Regions from separate parts of the Homo sapiens genome. Here region 1 is linked to region 2. The links are chromatin loops, found by intact Hi-C in ENCODE. Cell type or tissue: heart right ventricle. All regions are shown on one strand. Region 1 overlaps TTC13 (tetratricopeptide repeat domain 13). Region 2 overlaps CAPN9 (calpain 9).

What was found. Hi-C counts contacts between places; a loop is a spot of excess contacts. Peaks named below come from ENCODE experiments on the same cell type or tissue, not always from the same donor. Only the 100,000 strongest peaks of a DNase experiment are listed, where the experiment ranks them.
Region 1: it touches region 2 in a loop (6-fold over the local background); 83 of 110 quality-filtered maps call a loop at or near these places.

The regions. Positions count from the first base shown.
Region 1 is chr1:230,915,912-230,918,411 of GRCh38, forward strand. TTC13 (tetratricopeptide repeat domain 13) reads right to left here. Exons shown (of 23, transcript NM_024525.5): 18 at 282-391. Among named protein-coding and RNA genes, the nearest start is that of C1orf198, 49 kb to the left of the region's middle. In heart right ventricle, CTCF peaks have their summits at 1,490 (motif pointing right), 1,689 and 2,058; DNase peaks (open chromatin) are centred at 1,500 and 2,040.
Region 2 is chr1:230,801,778-230,804,277 of GRCh38, forward strand. CAPN9 (calpain 9) reads left to right here. Exons shown (of 20, transcript NM_006615.3): 20 at 1-212. The region is part of intron 1 of LOC124904546 (a long non-coding RNA gene); the gene reads right to left. Among named protein-coding and RNA genes, the nearest start is that of CAPN9-AS1, 7.8 kb to the left of the region's middle. In heart right ventricle, no CTCF peak of the experiment used is centred here; no DNase peak of the experiment used is centred here.

The sequences.
Region 1 (2,500 bases), 110 kb after region 2:
AGGAACTTCAAGAACCCAGAAGAATGTCTCCCACAAACTACATCATACATAGTATCTAGAAAGTCCTTAGATTTAGACAGTCAGAAAATGTATCTGCTGGTGTAATACTTTAGATGTCACATTTTTTTAAATAACTGGTTATAACTGCTCACTGGACCTTGATACTTTTCATTTCAGGATGGAGCAAAAGTTCAACACCACAAAACTCTATAGTGACAATAAGCACAGGCACCCTTCCTGCCTCGTCTCTAGTTTACACCCACATTAAGAAGCGCACATACTTGTCTCCTGTAATCGTGATTGTGAATCCATCATATTCCTTCCCTTGGTCTTTAAGGCTGGGAACTTTTGTGTTCACGGTGAACCCATCCTTCGTTTTAGTATTAAACTGCTTTCAGGGAAAAAGAAAATTCACGTTACTAGTGTTTCATTCACTGTAAACCCCAACTGCAACTCTGTAGTGCTGGCTCTACCTTACATGTTTTTAAAAAGGGCCAAGGAGGTCATCTGATACAAGAGATGGTGGCCTGGTGGCCAAGGACATCTCTGCCTGTCTTCAGGCCCCAACAGAGCCCAGGTTACGCTCCCCACAGCTCCTACCAGAGGCCAGCAGAGAACCTCAGCACCAAAAGCTCACAGGTTCTCTTCGTCAACAAGGGGCACTGCTCACTTCTAAGAGCTCCCTTTGAATGTTTTCTCATGTCCATCTTAGTAGGCAGCAACCTTGAATCATGGCAGAATAGTTGTACCTAACATCCCGTAACTCAAAAATGCAACTTATGCTCATACTAGTGCTCAAAGCAGAGACTGATTTTTCTGAAGAGTACCCAGGATTATATCCACTAACTGGAGAACTTCATTCACACCCACACCCACACCCACCCAACTCTGTGAGCCACAGATAAGTCGGTTAAGTTAAAAGAATTACTCGGAGTTAAGAATGGCTTTCGGAGTGATAAATGTATGAACACAGTTTCAGACGTTAGCTTTCTGTTTAAAACATTTGGGACAAACCTGCAATGGCAATAAATAGGTTTCAGAAAATGACCCCCAAATTTAGTTAACTTAATATTGCCAATTTTTTTTTTTAATTGATGGACTGGAAGTTAAGAGAAGCAACAGTAAAGTACAAGAGGCTGCTGCTTCATGAGGGGAGAGCTTGTCTAGAAACAGAAAGATGCACCAGGTGTCACCAGCAGCCCAGAAGCCAGAGGATGAGTGGCACAGGTCATAAGGCCCACAGCAGGCACTGAGCAGGCAAGCATCTTTCACGCCAAAAAAAACGACTTTCAGGAGAAGAAATGCGTTAACACACTATGTGCCAATTCTCATCTAATCCTCACAACATACTGATAGCACTAGGTATGGTCTCAATCTTACAGATGAGAAACGAACTAGGTGAGGCAAAGTCTGGCTGAGTCCCAGCCAGCAGGGAAGCCGCAGAGTGGGAATGTGGGCCCAAGGTCTTGGTGAATTCCAGTCCGCGTTACTTGCTAATAAACCGCCTCTAGGGGGCGCTGACATACACGTTAACTTGGTTTTTCATCAACAGTACCATTGTGCCTTTCAGTGGAAGTTGACCTGGTACATTCCACTAAGCACTTTAAACACTCAAATATCTTGTTGTATATTCTGCTGTGTGTGCCTTGCAAAGTACCAATATATCCGTAATCCTGGGTAAAGGCTAGATGTATAATGCTGAAATGGAATGTCATCCCACCGCAGAGAACAAACATCTTACATCTTTCAGACAACAGTTGGTGATTTCACACCGAGAGGCACACTGAGGCTGGCGATGCCGCGTCTCAGGCTGCATGCTAAGTGACTACAGTCTTGTAGCCCACTCTGTTTTTCTTCTTAGACAAAGACATATAAAATATTAAAATCTCCCTAAACTGACGTTGTATTCTGCCTAATACCACAGGACATCTAAATGCCTAACTAGAATACCCACAGGAAGGCAGCTGAAGAGCCCTCACACACCAGTTTCCTTTCTATATGGTACATCTCAGGGCCTGTGGTGAAGCCATTCTGCCCCCTGGGGGGCGCTGGGGAAATTTATGGGAGACTGATTATTACAGGGATTGGACAGTTGGGAGCCAAGATTACTATATGTCCCACAGTACAGGGGATTGTCACACATAATGTATGATTTTCTAATGTCCCACTGGATTTTCATGTAGATGAAGAACATGTTTATCATTTAATCAATATGTGGGCCTGGAACCAGACTCTGTTTTGCACTTAAACGCTAACTATTTATTATATAGTTTTCATACATACTGAATTTGCCAGGAATGCAAATAGCATACACATTGAGTAAGGAGTCTACTATATATAGCTTGGAGCTTTACTAAGCTTGGTTTACCATTTCAGAAAACCACATCGCCAATGACAATGTAGCTCACCAAATAACACACAGATATGGGGCTACACTTATAACTGTCACATTCACCATGATTTTACATGCAGGTGTGAAGCACTGGCTACTGCTTTCCGG
Region 2 (2,500 bases):
TGCTACTCCTTTGTAAAGTCACTGCCTTAAGGGGGCTGATGGCGCCACCTGTGCCTTACATCCAGGTTCAGGCATCACTAGCTTTCCCACACTCTACTTTCCTTATTTCCTTCCATTAAGAATTACTCAGAGTTCTAACGCACAGAATCCTGACTTCCATGTAGCTCCAGTCATTGTGATCAGACATCCTTTATAAAACATGTTTTTATAAATGTGTATGTGGAATAAGATGAGGAGGAAAAGGAGTGAGGTCATAATTTAGCATTTCTGCATCATAAGTGTGCTTCCTTATCAGGGAAGACATCAGGTAGTTCCGATAATTGGACAAGAGTGGATCTCCGATAAGAGTGGATCAAGGTGACAATCTCTACCTCCTCCTACGAGAGGTGGTAACTAAAACAGTCACTATCCAGTCCAGACATTCTTTGTGTCTGAAGACTTTGGGTCAGAAAAGCTGAATGATATTATTTCTTCTCAAGGAGTCCAGATTCTGGTGAGGTTTGATCTTACTCATCCCCAACATGATGGGGGAAAACAGACCCGAGAATCCTCATTATAGCTCACTAGTGCTGAACAGGAGTATCCACTGAACTAGAATAATGGGAGGTAACATGAGAAGATACTGGCTCAATACATGCCAAGCCCCACATTCTTACTGGTACACTTGTGGCAGATGAGGTGGAGGATGGGAGCGGGAGATACCGAGAGGGAAAGAGGGAGAATGGCTGGGATGAAGATCAAGTTAGAAGTGGAGGCTGAGCATGGTGGCTTACACCTGTAATCCCAGCACTTTGTGAGGCCAAGGTGGGAGGATCACCTGAGGTCAGGAGTTCAAGACCAGCCTGGCCAACATGGCAAAACCCAATCTCTACTAAAAATACAAAAATTAGCTGGGCGTGGTGGCGGGTGCCTGTAATCCCAGCTACTCAGGATGCCGAGGCAGGAGAATCACTTGAACCCAGGAGGCAGAGGTTGCAGCCTGGCGACAAGAGCGAGACTCAGTCTCAAAAAAAAAAGAAGTGGAGCTTCATCAGAACCCTGTCCCTGATCGTGGCCAAGGTACCATGATCTTCTCCTTTACCTTCCAGCCCTTCCCTGGGTTCACGCAGCAGTGGATGCAGGACAAGAGCCCTCTCTCAGGAGCAGGCTTAGGACCAAGGCTCTGTGCTGGGGCACGCCAGTACAACCCCAGACATGCCATCTCCTGTGCTCGGCCTGTGCCCACTCTCATCGATGCACACTGCTGCCATATTGTTTGTTAGATGTCGTGAACACTAGCCCTGCTCACAGGTAAAACTTGGAAGGGGACTCACCATATGAGCTTCTTTGTCTAGTGTCACTCCCACAGGGTGCCTTTAGGCCTTTATGTCCAGGAGCACATAACTGTCTCTCACTGATTTTTCCTCTGCTTGAAAGGTACCCAGGAAATGAAGTTTATGAACTGGGCGTCCTGTTTTCTTTCCATCCATATGTCCCTGGGAAAGTTATTAAACTCTCTGAGACTTAGTTTCCTCCACTCACAAGGATGGTAATTTCTGCCTCACTGAGATCTTATGATGAATAAATGAAATTGTAAGTAGAAGGTGCCAGGCACAGTACTTGACACATAACAGGCCCTCAGTGCAACTAAGGCCCACTGTTGTGAACCAGTGTTTTCTTAAATGTCTAAAAGAGTTACATACTATCACATGCTTTCGGTTTACCTCTGTTCTTCATTGCAAGAATCCAAGAATTATAGAACCAGTCTTGAAGGAGAGTTCAATAGAGCTCTACAGACTATTATATGATCATGAGTTGAGAACAAAAAAAAGTGTATGAATTTAGCTTCTATTTGTTTCTGAATTACATGGTCTGATACTGACACCCAGAAACAAAGGAAGATGTTTCACATGCATGAGTTTGATTAACTATAATTAAAGTGATTTTGTAGCTTATAATTCAAACCAACAGCTTTTGAGTGTGAAAGGAATAATATTAGTTATTACACCAGGACAATAGATGTAAACTGGAGCTGTCCTAGGAAAATTGCGATTTATGGCCATTCACATTATGTCTATCACCACCTGCATAATATATGCTTTAGGTCTTGGCACCAAAATATTCGTGCCCTACTACCTTTAAATTAAACAGTGGCTGGGCATGGTGGCTCACGCCTGTAATCCCAGCACTTTCAGAGGTCAAGGCGAGCAGATCACGAGGTCAGGAGTTCGTGACCAGCCTGGTCAATGTGGTGAAACCCCATCTCTGCTAAAAATACAAAAATCAGCTGGGTGTAGTGGTGCGTGCCTGTAGTCCCAGCTACTCAGGAGGCTGAGGCAGAAGAATCGCTTGAACCCAGGAGGTGGAGGTTGCAGTGAGCCAAGATCGTGCCACTGCTCTCCAGCCTGAGGGACAGAGCAAGACTCCATCTCAAAAAAATAAAAAATACAAAAAAAAAAAGAGAGAGAGAAAACAAAATAACTGGGTGTGGTGGTGCATGCCTGTAATCACAGCTACTAGG